2 separate regions of the Homo sapiens genome follow, and region 2 is linked to region 1. Evidence: read pairs that join two places in POLR2A ChIA-PET (ENCODE). Cell type or tissue: PC-9. All regions are shown on one strand.

Region 1 (8,000 bases):
TTGTTGCCCAGGCTGGAGTGCAAAGGCACGATCTTGGCTCACCACAACCTCTGCCTCCCAGGTTCAAGAGATTCTCCTGCCTCAGCCTCCCAAGTAGCTGGGATTACAAGGCATGCACCACCACGCCTGGCTAATTTTGTATTTTTAGTAGAGACGGGGTTTCTCCATGTTGGTCGGGATGGTCTCAAAATCAGGTGATTCAACCACCTCAGTGTGAAGTTTTCAGAAACTTCACTCCATCCCAGGCCTTTTCCTCACTTATTTCTTGCTATTGCTCTGAAAAGTTCGCTTCTATAGAGTTTAACTTTAAATGATTAAGAGTATACTAAACTGAAACATTAGATAGCTGTTCAAAGAACTGAAAGTTTTCTGGCTAAACTGTATAAAAGATATGTTACCAAACCAGTTTAACTATTTTTCTTTTTTTCTTTTTTTTTTTTTTTTTTTGAGATGGAGTCTGGCTCTGTCAAGCAGGCTGGAGTGCAGTGGTGCAATCTCAGCTCACTGCAACCTCCATCTCCCGGGTTCAAGCAATTCTCCTGCCTTGGTCTCCCGAGTAGCTGGGATTACAGGCGCCTGCCCCAATGCCCAGTTAATTTTTGTATTTTTAGTAGAGACAGGGTTTCACCATGTTGGCCAGGCTGGTCTCAGACTCCTAACCTCAAGTGATCTGCCCGCCTCAGCCTCCCAAAGTGCTGGGATTACAGGCGTGAGCCACCATGCCTAGCCCAGTTTGAAATTTTTATCAATAAAGAGCAAAATAATTATAGCTCCATATAAAAACTAAAGTTTCATCCTACTTAAAACTAAAGGTCATTAATAGGGATACGATTAGGTCAAGGGCTAGGAAAAACAAGACATGCAATATGGGTCTTTTCGTCTTTTTTTTTTTTTTTGAGACAGGGTCTCAGTCTGTCACCCAGGCTAGAGTACAGTAGTACATGGAGTACAGGCATGCGCCACCATGCCCAGTTAATTTTTGTATTTTTTGTAGAGACAGGGTTTTGCCATGTTGCCCAGGCTGATCTTGAACTTAGGGGCCCAAGCAATCTGCCCACCTCAGCCTCCCAAAGTGCTAGGATTATAGGCATGAGCCACCGTGCCTGACCTCTACTATGCATTATTTCTTTAAACAGAATGCTATATGATAACATCATTTCCTAAAATGAAAATTTCATTGACAATTGACCAGAACCTCTTAGTTAAAATTAAATATAAAATGCATTTTTGGCCAGGCGTGGTGGCTCATGCCTGTAATCTCAGCACTTTGGGAGGCCAAGGCAGGTGGATCACCTGAGGTCAGGAGTTCCAGACCAGTCTAGCCAACATGGTGAAACCCCATTTCTACTAAAAAAAAAAAAAATACAAAAAATTAGCTGGATGTGGTGGCAGGTGCCTAAAATCCCAGCTTCTCGGGAGGCTGAGGCAGGAGAATTGCCTGAATCTGGGAGGCAGAGGTTGCAGGGAACTGAGATCACGCCATTGCACTCCAGCCTGGGCAGTGAAACTCCGTCTCAAAAAAAAAAGAAGCATTTCTGGCCAGGCATGGTGGCTCATGCCTATATAATCTCAGCATTTTGGAAGGCCAAGGCTGAAGGACTACTTGAGGCCAAGAGTTCGAGACCAGCCTGGGCAGCATAGTGAGACCCTGTCTCTATGAAAACCTTTTCAAAATTAGCTAGATGTGGTGGCTAAGGTGGGAAGATCGTTTAGGCCCAGGAGTTTGAGGTTGCAGCGAGCTATGATTAAGCCACTGCACTCCAGCCTGGGCGACAGAACCAGCCCTTGTCTCAGGAAAACATTTTTGTTGTATCTAATTTAATTACAGGATAAGAGAAAACACAATTTTTTGTTTTTGTTTTCCCCCCTTGCCACAGGGAGAAAACATATTTGTTTCCCCCCAGCAGCAAGGAGAAAACATAGGTTTTTTTTTGTTTGTTTGTTTTTTGAGACAGAGTTTCACTCTTGTTGCCCAGGCTGGAGTGCAATGGCACGATCTCTGCTCACTGCAACCTCTGCCTCCCAGGTTCAAGTGATTCTCGTGCCTCAGTCTCTCAAGTAGCTGAGATTACCGGCATGCGCCACCACGCCCCACTAATTTTTTTGTATTTTTAGTAGAGACTGGGTTTCTCCATGTTGGTCAGGCTGGTCTCGAACTCCTGACCTCAGGTGATCCGCCCACCTCAGCCTCACAAAGTGCTGGGATTACAGGCATGAGCCACCACGCCCAGCCAATAAGAATGGTTTTTGTTTTTTTGTTTTGTTTTGAGACAGAGTCTCGCTCTGTAGCCCAGGCTAGAGTGCAGTGGCACGATCTCGGCTCACTGCAAGCTTCGCCTCCCGGGTTCACACCATTCTCCTGCCTCAGCCTCCCAAGTAGCTGGGACTACAGGTGCCCGCCACCACGCCCAGCTAATTTTTTGTATTTTTAGTAGAGAAGGGGTTTCTCCCTGTTAGCCAGGATGGTCTCGATCTCCTAACCTCGTGATCCACCCGCCTCGGCTTCCCAAAGTGCTGGGATTACAGGCGTGAGCCACCGTGCCCGGCCAAGAACAGTTTTTAACACAAACCTCAAGACTTCAAATTTCTCAACATAACCACATATCCCTACAGCTAGAGTTCTCTCAGTTACAATTTAGTATTTAGATATTCATCTACCTATACATATCGTCAAGCTCATTTTTAACATCTCACTCTGTATGGTCCCTTCTTTAGGTTACAACACCCATCACATGAACATCCTACTGCATAGGATTTCATTTTCATCTGTTCATCTCAAGGCAGTTCCAAATGGCAAACCATTCGGTGTCAACAGTGCAATCAGGTGGCCAGCTCGGGAAACCATCTGACCAAAGACCCCCTCAAAGCCGTATGTTCTTTTTCCCAAAAAGGACCTGGTTCAGAGCTCAGCTACTTCCCCCATACTCTGATTTCTTTTTTCCTTTTCCTCTTTTCAGTACCGTTCAAACTCAAGCTCTTTAGGAAAAAAGTCTCCATTTTTCTCTCCCCAATCCTACAATCCTTTTAGTCTACATAAATTGGAAAAACAATACTGCAGAACCATCAGGACTGCTCTCCCCAACAAGAAGCAGCACCCCAGCTCATCCTAATAGCCAGGATGAGTCAGCTAAACCTAGGTCTGCTGACATACAGCTGCAACAGCTCAGTTGTAGTGGTGATGAACTCAGACCCACCCCAGCTGTCAGCAATTCTATTTTAAGCATCACAGACTTCACAAAATGACTGGATTGCCCCAGCAATATCAGAAATAAACTAGTTTGTGGCCGGGTGTGATGGCTCACACCTGTAATCCCAGCACTTTGGGAGGCCAAGGCAGGCAGATCACTTGAGGTCAGGAGTTCGAGACCAGCCTGGCCAACTTGGTGAAACCCCCATCTCTACTAAAAATACAAAAATTAGCTGGGCGTGGTGGTATGTGCCTGAAATCCCAGCTACTTAGGATGCTGAGGCAGGAGAATCGCTTGAACCTGGAAGGCAGAGGTTGCAGTGAGCCGAGATTATGCCACTGCATTCCAGCCTGGGTGACAGAGAGAGACTCTGTCTCAATAAATAAACAAACAAACTAGTTTGTGGTTTGTGAGGCATCTTTATCTCTTCCATGGCATAAGGAGTTGGTTTATTATTAATCACCAAAACTAAGAGCCACAACAATAATTGTGGTTTAGACTCTTTACAGCACACTGATATTGGCATCTCATTTCAACGTAATTTTGACCACATAGCTCCCTAACAAATAGGTCAGCCAGTTTCAGGAGTTTAGATGCTATCTATTATTCTCAAGTGCTGAAGAGGAAGAGATGCCTTCCCTGCATCTTCTGGGGGTAGTGGAGAGAAAGGAGTCTTTAGCCTTAGTAAGACTATATCCTGGGTAGCTCTGGGGGCTTCAGTCAGACCTCCGTCAGGCCTCAAGGCAAAAAGCTGTAACTCTCACATTCAGACTATTCCTCCCATTCCCTAGATACAAGTAGTCTCCAAGTAGAAATAGAAAATCTTCATCAAAATAGCCAGGATTCTTCCTAGACAGGGAGCCAAAAGTAACCCTAGGAAATTCTTTCACATCCTCCTTGGATGCTCCAAGTCCACCCTCAGGTTTAGGAAACAGTCCAGGTACAAAAAGGAAACTCCTGCCCCCATCACCAGGCTGCAGAGCCTATTATCTGATGCAAGGAAGCTACAGGCTTTACAACTCCTTTGGGAACTTCAGTTACTGATGAACAATTCGAACAATTCGGTATACTGTTTCATAAGGGCACTCAGTGCAGAAATACAGCATGCATAAACTGCCCCATGAAAATGGTTATGTATATCTTTGCACTATATTTGATTTAATAAAGCCATTATCAATTAAATATTATGCTCAGAAGACTCAAGTCAACACCTCTCTAAAGGCTTTTCTGACTGCCTCAGAAACATCTGCGTACTCTGCCCTTTGAGCGCTCTCCCCGTCACAACTACTCCCTCTAATACTTCTATCCAGCTATTTTAACTTTCAGGTTTTCAGAGCATCTGTGGCTCCTTAGGTCATTTACTGGTCATATGTCTATTTCCCTCTATTGGACTCTAAGATCCTCTAAGGCTGAAACCATATATTTGTGTGGATCCCAACTGCCCAGCACAGTGCCTAACCATTAGTGAGTGCTCTGTGCACGTTTGGTGTGTAAACAAATGTTTTCCTGAGGTGCTGACACTGGTGTCACAAAACATGTCCAGCAGCTGCTCTTCTACAGCTCCCAGATCACTCTCCTCACTCCACTGAAAGTTACCTTCCAGGGGTAGGAAAATAGGGTATATTTTGGTCACCAGTGGATGCCCAAGGTCTTGGGCTTAATGAATGCAAATTTCTGATGCCACTAGGTGAGACCCACTCAATGATCAGAATTATCTAGTGTTCATCATGACTGTTGATGCTGCTTCGTCACTCAGAAAGCATAAACATAATAGCTGATTCCCTTTTGAAAGAAAAAGCACTTTTGAGCACTTATATTGCACTACTGTGCTAGGCATTTTACAGTCACACTTAAACAGCACCACACCATATGCTCTAAAAATTATCCCTACTTTAGAGCTAAGGAAGCTAAGGATCAGAAGAGTGAAGTCATCTTGGAACTGAACTCCAGGTTTATAAAACAGTCTACACGTACTCTTTCTACTACAATCATGTTGTGTGCCTACAAGGCTCCCTGTCCTCCAGGCTACTGGCCACCAGTCACAGCTTCCAGATAGGCTCCTGAACAAGTCAACATGAATTTTTACTAGTGAGTGACTAACCACTCTTTTTTCTCCACTCTTTATGCCTGTTTGCAATGCATCAAGAAATGACCAATGGACATTTGTTGGACCTACTAACAAAACTAGCAGTTAGCAAAGCTTGAGAAAAATGAGTTAGCAGTGAAACTAGCACTGTATCCAGCTATTTTAACTTTCAGGTTCACAGTCTCAGGCAATCTTGTACTCCAGCCAGACAACTTTGTCCAATGTCTATATAAATGTGAACTTTCAGCTCCATGGTACTAGGACAAGGATGTTGTTACTGGCATGCTGATTACTAAAACTCTTGAGAGGAATGTACACATAAAAGTTCAGGTTACCTAAGTTTTTCCTGGGAAGATGCCTATTCTTTGAATGAGCTTCATGGAATACTAATTCCACAGGAATCTGCACGAGTATCATCCCCAAAGCAGGAATGTAAAATGCTGGATTAAACAATTTTACACAAATGTATATATTGTAAGACTTCTCAGAACCTTAATATATCAATGTTTCTCAAATGATTTTGGCTAAGGAAACTTTAATTAAAAGACAAAATGGATATACAATGCACAAAGTAAGTGCTCAAAAAATGACACCTATTACCATTATGAGGAAACCTTTTGTCGAAGATCCTCTCAAGAGATTAGTCTTTGATGGGACAAGTATTCTTCAGAACACACTCTGGAAAACACTGAACATTATCCCTTAAGGGGTGGCGTTGGCTATTTTGTCCACTAGCTACCATTTAGTACAATGGAAATGCAACTTTTTTTTTTTTTTTTTTTTTGAGACGGAGTCTTATTCTGTCACCCAGGCTGGAGTGCAGTGGCTGGCACGATCTCGGCTCACTGCAAGCCCCACCTCCCAGGTTCACACCATTCTCCTGCCTCAGCCTCCTGAGTAGCTGGGACTACAGGCACCTGCCACCACGCCCAGCTAATTTTTTTGTATTTCTAGTAGAGACGGGGTTTCACCGTGTTAGCCAGGACGGTCTCGATCTCCTGACCTCATAATCCGCCCGCCTTGGCTCCCAAAATGCTGGGATTATAGTCGTGAGGCACCACGCCCGGCTGGAAATGCAACGTTTTTTAGACCTCCCTGAAAAGAAAATACAGCTTCCAAAGATTCAAGCACTAAGAAATTCTGGACCAATTTGCAGATTCAGACACCCAGGGCAAAAAAAAAATCAAATGTATAATGAATAGGAGATATGTCTCTCACTTTGGAAAAGAAATTCCTTCTTTGAAGAAATTCCTATGATGGAAGGTGTCCGAACCATGATTTCTTTTCTTTTCTTTTTTTTAGAGAGACAGGGGTCTCGCTGTTGCCTATGCTGGAGTGCACTGGTGTGATCACAGCTCACTGCAGCCTCGGACTCCTGACCTCAAGCAATCCTCCTGCCTCAGCCTCCCAAAATGCTGAGATTACAGGCAAGAGCCACCGTGCCCAGCCCCAAACCACAATTTAGACCAAGAATTCAAGAAACAAATAAATAAATCAAGATCAGAAATGCTAAAGATTTCCGAGGTGGGATATGACACACATGCTGATATGGCTTAGCCGTGAATTCTAAGATGTGGACATACAAAACCAGATTCGAATGGGCCAAGATAAAATTATAGTTATGTGTTAAGAGGTACTAAGCAAAGAATGAAATACCTGTAGTAAACACATCACAAATGAAGGACTGAGACAATCAAGGTGTTCTATAACTTAGTCTCTATCTATTTTGCCCAATTTAATTTCTCTCTATTCCCTTTCACATATTTGTGCTCCATCTAACCAACCTAAATATTCTCCATTCATGTCACACCATTTCCCATTTTTGTGTTCATGTTTTTGCCTTTCTCTGAAATTTTTATTCCCTATACTTCCACCCTTCTCTTGGCCAACTCCACATTCTCCTCATCCTTCAAGCCTAATTCAAATGACACTTCATCCAGGAAGTTTTCTTTCATCATTCTAGGTATAGATGAACTCTCCAAAGTACATAATCTGTATCTTATTCTTTTGTTTTATCTTTGTTACTTTGGCAAATATTTGGGAACCTTTTATGTGCTAGGTTCTATAGATACTGTGTATTTATATACTTGTTTTGTGGGTTTTTTTTTTTTTTTTTTTTCTGAGACTGAGTCCTGCTCTGTCTCCCAGGCTGGAGTGCAGCAGCCCAATATCAGCTCACTGCAACCTCTGCCTCCCGGGTTCAAGCAATTCTGCCACAGCCCACCAGTAGCTGGGATTACAGGCGTCCGCCACCATGCCTGGCTAATTTTTGTATTTTTATTTTATTTATTTATGAGATGGAGTCTCACTCTGCCACCCAGGCTAGAGTGCGATGGCGCAATGTCGGCTCACTGCAACCTCTGCCTCCTGGGTTCAAGCGATTCTTGTGCCTCAACATCCCGAGTAGCTGGAATTAGAGGCGCCCACCACCATATCCGGCTAATTTTTGTATTTTTAATAGAGACAGGATTTTACCATGTTGGCCAGGCTGGTCTCGAACTCCTGACCTCAAGTGATCCACCCAGCTCAGCCTCCCAAAGTGCTGGGATTACAGGCATGAGCCACTGCACCCAGCCTATACTTATTTTATCTATGCATTATACTATTAACCTTTTTTTTTTTTTTTGGCTATTCCCTCATTACCATTTAATTAACTTTTGGACACAAGATTTTATATCAACTCACAGTACGTTCTGGTTCACAGTAACCAGTACTGTGCCTTGACC
Region 2 (8,000 bases), 150 kb after region 1:
CTTACAGCTTTAAGAAATAGATTTTTTAAATTATTTGAAATTAGGATGTCAACTTTTTTTTTTTTTTGAGACAGAGTCTCACTCTGTTGCCCAGGCTGGAGTGCAGTGGCACAATCTCGGGCTCACTGCAACCTCCGCCTCCTGGGTCCAAGCGATTCTCCTGCCTCAGCCTCCCAAGTAGCTGGGGTTTCAGGCACCCACCACCACGCCCAGCTAATTTTTTGTACTTTTAGTAGAGACGGGGTTTCACCGTGTCAGCCAGGAGTGTCTTGATCTCCTTACCTCATGATCCACCCGCCTCGGCCTCCCAAAGTGCTGGGATTACAGGCATAAGCCACCACGCCCGGCCTAGGATGTCAACTTGTAATCAGTAACATAGAAATTTTTAAGTTATTCCTTTCAAAGTTATGACTTGAAATGGTTTCTCTGGGCATTTGTTAATCCACCTAACTCCAAGTGCAGGTCTATTAATATGCACAATGGACAAAAATAAACTTTGGCTCTAACCCTTGTTAAACCATAATTAACACTGCCCATACTTAATGGGATTGTATTGTATTGAAAAACACACTAATCTCTGCTTTTTTTCCCCTAAAATGAGCCTCAAATCTAAAAAGAAAATGACTCGAACATAAGCACCAAGGTATAAATACAGACGAAGAAAAGAAAAAATTATCAGAGAACCCTCCACAAGAACAAAGCCCTTCTCTACTGAAATGTTGTTTTTTTACTTAACCATAAAAGAGGTACCTTCTTTATTTTTTTATTGTTTTTTCTGAGACAGAGTCTTGCTGTGTCGCCCAAGCTGGAGTGCAGTGGCACAACCTCAGCTAACTGCAACCTCCACCTCCCAGGTTCAAGCAATTCTCCTGCCTCAGCATCTTGAGTAGTTGGGACTACAGGCACGCACCACCAAGCCTAATTATTTTATTTTATTTTATTTTATTATTTGTTTTGAGATGGAGTTTCACTCTTGTTGCCCAGGCTGGAGTGCAGTGGCGCGATCTCAGCTCACCATGACCTTTGCCTCCCCAGGTCAAGCGATTCTCCTGCCTCAGCCTCCCGAGTAGCTGGGATTACAGGCATGTGCCACCATGCCCAGCTAATTTTGTATTTTTAGTAGAGATGGGGTTTCTCCGTGTTGGTCAGGCTGGTGTCGAGCTCCCGACCTCAGGTGATCCACCCACCTTGGCCTCCCAAAGTTCTGGGATTACAGGCTAATTTTTATATTTTAAGTAGAGACGGGGTTTCACCTTGTTCACCAGGCTGGTCTCGAACTCTTGACCTCAAGAGATCCACCTGCCTCAGCTTCCCAAAGGCTGGGATTACAGGTGTGAGCCAACGCACCTAGCCAAAAAAGAGGCACTTTCTGAAATTTTATCTTGAGATCACAGAACTTCACCTTAAACCACTGCCCCCCATCCTTTGTTTTGTTTTTGTTTTTGTTTTTCTTTGAGACAGAGTCTTGCTCTGTCATCTAGGCTGGAGTGCAGTGGTGTGATCTTGGCTCACTGCAACCTCTGCCTCACAGCATAAACCCCTTTGGAGTAGCCATTAAAGGCTATAAAAATACTTCACAGAATTAACTCACTGAGATACATAGTTATTCCTCGGTATCTTGTGGGCGTAGTTCCAAACCCCCTACCCCACCAAATATCAAAATCCATGGATGCTCAAGTAAGTTCCTTATGTAAAATGGCATAGTATTTGCATACAACCTATGCACATCCTCCTGTATACTTTAAATCATCTCTAGGTTACTTATAATACCTAATACAATGTAAGTGTTATGTAAATAGTTGTTATACTATATTGTTTAGGGAATAATGACAAAAAAAGTTTGTACGTGTTCAGTACAAATGCAAGCATTCACTTTTTTTTCCAAATATTTTTGATCTGTGGTTGGTTGAATCAAAGAATATGTGGATATGGAACCCACAGATAAGAAAGGACAACTGTACATGGGTCAAATACATCATTTTGAGCTTCCTTCCTTCTTTTCCTTCCCTACTTACATCCCTAGCACAATGCTTATATGTCCTGGGTAGTTGGTAGGTGCACTATACATGCTTGCTAAATATACGGATAAATGGATGGATGAATAAAGCATAGTTTTTCTATTACTTAAAACAGCCAGGTTCAAGTTAAGTATTAAATTCATTTAGAAGAGCAATTAATTTTCCCTTAGCTGCAAGGATGGGAAGGGGAGTGGTATAAAATAGAAAACCATTTTGGCTTTTATGATGTTCAGTAGTATGCAGACTATTTGATTACCATCATGAAGTAACAGACACACACCCCGCCCTTCCACAGAAATTGTTTCTCCAAGATTATAATAGACGCCCTGAGCTAAGTCCAATGGATGTTTGTCAGTCTATCTTGCTTGACCTTGCAGCAACATTGACATAACTGACCACTCTTTCTGGATATACAGTCATGCATAGCATTAACAATATTCCAGTCAAACCACATACACAATGATGGTCCCAAAGATTATAATGAAGCTGAAAAATTCCAATCACCTCCTCACTTTGTAGCTGTCAATGTCATAGTGCAAAAGCATCACTCATGTATTTGTTGTGATACTGGTGTAAACAAAGCCACTGTGCTGCCAGTTTTATAAAATTATAGCACATAAGGCCGGGCATGGTGGCTCATGCCTGTAATTCTAGCACTTTGGGAGGCCAAGGCAGGCGGATCACGAGGTCAGGAGATTGAGACCATCCTGGCCAACATGGTGAAACCCCATCTCTACTAAAAACACAAAAAAATTAGCAGGGCATGGTGGCACGTGCCTGTAGTCCCAGCTACTCAGGAGGCTGAGGCCGGAGAATCTCTTGAATCCTGAAGGCAGAGGTTGCAGTGAGCCAAGATCGTGCCACTGCACTCCAGTCTGGTGACAGAGCGAGACTCCGTCTCAAAAAAAAAAAAAAAAATTATAGCACATACAATTATGTACAGTACAAAATACTTGATAATTATAATAAATTACTGTTGTTGGTTCATGTATTTACTTTTTATCATTATTTTACAGTGTACTCTTTAGTAGAAAGGTGGTGCATGCCTGTAATCGCAACTACTCGGGAGGTTGAGGCAGGAGAATCACTTGAACTTGGGAAGTGGAGGTTGCAGTGAGCTGAGATCACACCATTGCACTCCAGCCTGGGCAACAGAGTGAGACTCTCAAAAATAAAAATAAAAAATAAAAAAGTAAAAAAAAATTAGAAATTTTAAAAGTTGAAAAAAGTTTATAGAATAAGGGTATAAAAAATATTTTTGGGCCAGGAGCGGTGGCTCATGCCTGTATTCCCAGCACTTTGGGAGGCCGAAGCAGGAAGATTACTTGAGGTAAGGAGTTTGAAACCAGCCTTGGTCAACATGGTGAAACCCTGTCTCTACTAAAAATACAAAAAAATAGCTGGGCGTGGTGGCAGGCACCTGTAGTCCCAGCTACTTCAGAGGCTGAGGCAGGAGAATCGCTTGAACTTGGGAGTCGGAGGTTGCAGTGAGCCCAGATCACACCACTGCACTCCAGCCTGGACAACAGAGTGAGACTCCATCTCATATATATATATATATATGTTATATAGCTATACAATATATTTTTATTTTAAGCTGTTATTACAAGTGTCAATTTTTTTTCTTTTGAGACAGAGTCTTGCTCTGTCGCCCAGGCTAGAGTGCAGTGGCGCGATCTGAGCTCACTGCCAGCTCGGCCTCCTGGGTTCACGCCATTCTCCTGCCTCAGCCTCCCGAGTAGCTGGGACTACAGGCGCACTCCACCACACCCGGCTAATTTTTGTATTTTTAGTAGTGACGGGGTTTCACCGTGTTAGCCAGGATGGTCTCCATCTCCTGACCTCGTGATCCGCCCACCCTCAGCCTCCCAAAGTGCTGGGATTTATAGGCGTGAGCCACTGTACCCGGCCAATTTTTAAAAAAAAAATTTAAAAGTTTAAAAAGTTAAAATATTGCAATAAGCTAAGGTCAATTTTCTTGGAGGGGGGTCAATTTATTATTGAAGAAAAGTTCTTTTTATAAATTTAGTGTGGCCTAAGTGTACAATGTTTATAAAGTCTACAGTAGTATATAGTAAAATCCTACGCCTTCACATTCATTTACTGCTCACTCACTGACTCACACTAGAACAACTTCCATTCCTGCAAGCTCAATTCATGGTAAGTGCCCTATACATGTGTACCTTTTTTAATATATGTATCCTTTATACCATTTTTTGTTTGTTTGTTTTGAGACAGAGTCTCACTCTGTTGCCCAGGCTGGAGTGCAGTGGCATAATTGCGGCTCACTGCAACCTCCACCTCCCAGGTTCAAGCAATTCTCATGGCTTAGCATCCCAAGTAGCTGGGACTACAGGCGCCTGCCACCACACACACAGTTAATTTTTTTTTTTTTTTTTTTTTTTTTGTATCTTTAATAGAGATGGAGTTTCACTCCCATCTCTTGGGAAACTTTCGTTGCCCAGGCTGGTCTTGAACTCCTGAGCTCAGGCAATCCGCCCACCTCAGCCTCCCAAAGTGCTAGGATTACAGGCATGAGCCACCATGCCCAGCCTATACTGTATTTTTACTGTACCCTTCTGAAGTTTAGATATACAAATACCTACCATTGTGTTACAACTGCCTACAACATTCTGTGGGGTAACATGCTGTACACGTTTGTAAGCTAGAAGCAAAAGGCTGTACTATACAGCCTATGTGGGTAGTAGGCTCTACCATCTAGGTTTGTGTAAGTACACTTTATGACAACTGACACAAAAAAATCACCTAACGATGCATTTCTCAGAAAGTATCCCCTTTGTTGGTAAGCAACACATGACTGTACCTTCTTCCCTTTTCCTCCTTCCTTCATGCTGTCCTTTCTTAGTTTTCTAACATGTGGGATTGTATTCTCTCTTCTCTCTTCTCTCCTCTTCTCTCTCTCTCTCTCTCTCTTCTTTGCTAACTGACTTTAAATACTGAGATTTAAAGTTATTGGAACAGGATAAGCAAATAAACAGAACAAAATTAAAAAGTCTAGAAATAGGTGGATCTATGTATGATCCCCAGAATTCCAAAAACAGTAACAGTAATGAAAAGACGAAGCAGTAATGAAAAGATGGTCTTTTCAATAAAGGGTATTCGAGTCAACTGAATATCCATATGGCAAAAAAGAGACCTTTATACTTACAACACTATATTCAAAAATCAATTCCAGATGGATTGTAGGCCTAATTGTAAAATATAAACAAAAAAGCCCTTAAAAGAAAACCTGGGAGAATCAACAATTTATTAAACAGGTCCCATCCTGGAAGGGGACACCAACAGAAAGAAAAAAAGGTCGGATGTGGTGATGGGTGCCTGTAATCCCAGCTACTCGGGAGACTGAGGCATGAGAATAGTTTGAACCCAGGAGGGAGAGGTTGCAGTGAGCCGAGATCACGCCACTGCACTCCAGCCTGGGTGTCACAGCAAGACTCCATCTCAAAAAGAAAAAAAAAAAAAAGAAGTCACAAAACCAGTAACCATAAGTAAGACAGTATTCGAATAAAAACTCACAGAATGGGAGAATATATGCTCTCTCTCTCTATATATATTTTTTTTCAACAAAAGACTTGTAACCAGAATATATAAAGGACTCCTACAAATCAATAAGAGTAAATATCCCCCCAAGAATAGGCAAAAGATTTCACCGAAAGATATTCAAATGACCAAAAAGCATATGAAAAGGTGCTCTACCTCACTAATCAACAGAAACAAAAAAAGGCAGAATAAAATCAGAATGGCTAGAACTGGAAAAGGCAGACAATACCAAGCATTAGCAAGGATGGGAGCAACCCCTCCTTTTTTTAAGCAACCCATTTTTCAAACAATGCTGGTGAAAGTATAGTTCGGTATAACTATACAACCACAATGCAAAATCATTTAGCAGTGTCTATTAAAGCTAAACATTCACAAACCTTATGACCCAGCAATTTAGCCTCTAGCTATACACCCAATAGAAATGCAGACATGTTCACCAAGATATGTTCGAAGCAGCATTATTCATAATAGCCAAACCTGAAAACAACCCAAATATCCATCTGTAATAGAATGGATAAATAAATTTGTGAGGGACTCATATAATGGAATATGATAAGGCAAAGATAATGAATAGATGCCAACTTTTTTTTTTTAATTTTTATTTTTTGTAGCTGGGACTACAGGTGCCTGCCACCATGCCTGGCTAATTTTTGTATGTTTTTGTAGAGATGAGGGTTTTGCCGTGTTGCCCAGGCTCATCTCAAATTCCTGAGTTCAAGTGATCCTCCCACCTCGGCCTCCCAAAGTGCTGAGATTACATGTGTGAGCCACTGTGCCTGGCCTGACTCCAACTGTATAAAACAGCATACATAAATTGCATGAATGCAATGCTAAGTGAAATGTCTGATGCAAAAAAGTATATACTATATGCTATATGATTCCACTTAAAGTTCCTTTTTTTTTTGAGACAGGGTCTCGCTCTGTTGCCTAGGCTGGAGTGAAGTGGTGTGATGACAGCTCACTGCAACCTCCAACTTAAAGTTATAATAAAACTAATTTACAGTATTAGAAGTCAAGATAGTAATTGCCTTTACAGGGAAATAATGATTGCTAGGGAACATAAAAGGGGACTTCAGTGATGCTGGTGACATACTTATTCTGTTTGTTGAACTGGGTGTTCACTTTGAAAATTCAGAAAACTAGGCTGGGCACGGTAGCTCACGCCTGTAATCCCAGCACTTTGGGAGGCCGAGGCAGGCGGATCACAAGGTCAAGAGATTAAGACCATCCTGGCCAACATGGTGAAATGCCATCTCTACTAAATATACAAAAATTAGCCAGGTGTGGTGGCACACGCCTGTTGTCCCAGCTACTCGGGAGGCTGAGGCAGGAGAATCACTTGAACCCGAGAGGTGGAGGTTGCAGTGAGCCGAGATCGCACCACCGCACTCCAGCCTGACAACAGAGCAAGACTCTGTCTCAAAACAAAAAAAAAAAAAAAAAAAAAGAAAAGAAAGAAAAGAAAATTCAGAAAACTAAACATTTATTTTTTGTGTAATTTTCTGTACATGTTATACAGTACTTCCATAAAGTTTACAAAAATACAAATAGAAAAATTAGCCAGGCATGGTGGCATGTGCCTATAGTCCCAGCTACTTGAGAGGCTGAGGTGGAATCATCACCAAAGCCCAGGGAGTTTGAGGCTGCAGTGAGCTGTGATTGTGCCACTGCACTACAGCCTGGGTGACAGTGAGACTCTGCCTCAAAAAAATTTATTAAAGTTTACAAAACACACAATATATTTGTAAAGGTAAAGAGAAAAAAATAGTATGATCTGGCCAAATAGGAGGGGGAGCCTTAGGTCTGTGTCATTTAAGCTAAAGAAATAAACTAGGGGTTCCCTATGTGCCAGGCTGTACTAGAGGCACCAAATGTAAAGATTTGAGTTTGTAAAGACTCAAAATTCTGTGGCCAGGCATGGTAGCTCATGCCTGTAATCCCAGAACTTTGGGAGGCTGAACTAGGAGAATCACTTGAGCCCAAGAGTTTGAGACCACCTTAGGCAATATAGTGAGACCTTATCTCTACAAAATATTTAAAAATTAGCTGAGCATGGTGATGTGCACCTGTGGTCCCAGGTACTCAGGAGGCTGAGGTGGGAGGACTGCTTGATCCCAGGAAGTTGAGGCTGCAGTGAGCCATGATTGTGTCAATGCACCTCAGCCTGGGCAACAGAGTGAGACCCTGCCTTTAAAAAAAAAAAAATGCAAAGTTCCTTGACTTCAAAGAGCTCACAGTCTAAGAAAAGAAATAATAATTTTGGTCAATTATTCAATATTCCCTAGGTAACCTAGAAAGCTTTTAAAAATGTTAAAAGCTAAGGCAATTTACATGCAGGAAGTCCACATCTTCTGAGTGATGATCTGTTAAGTAATTCTAGACATGACTAAGTTTGAGAACAGAATAAGAGAAAAGGGAGCA

What was found. Peaks named below come from ENCODE experiments on the same cell type or tissue, not always from the same donor. Only the 100,000 strongest peaks of a DNase experiment are listed, where the experiment ranks them.
Region 2: POLR2A ChIA-PET joins it to region 1 with 14 read pairs; 6 of 35 experiments call an interaction of 5 or more read pairs at or near these places.

What each region holds. Positions count from the first base shown.
Region 1 is chr10:92,098,343-92,106,342 of GRCh38, forward strand. The region is part of intron 7 of CPEB3 (cytoplasmic polyadenylation element binding protein 3); the gene reads right to left. Among named protein-coding and RNA genes, the nearest start is that of BTAF1, 180 kb to the left of the region's middle. RefSeq lists an enhancer at 3,059-3,358. In PC-9, no CTCF peak of the experiment used is centred here; DNase peaks (open chromatin) are centred at 3,159 and 3,669; H3K27ac peaks cover 431 bases.
Region 2 is chr10:92,246,459-92,254,458 of GRCh38, forward strand. All of the region lies in intron 1 of CPEB3 (cytoplasmic polyadenylation element binding protein 3), which reads right to left. Among named protein-coding and RNA genes, the nearest start is that of CPEB3, 41 kb to the right of the region's middle. In PC-9, no CTCF peak of the experiment used is centred here; no DNase peak of the experiment used is centred here.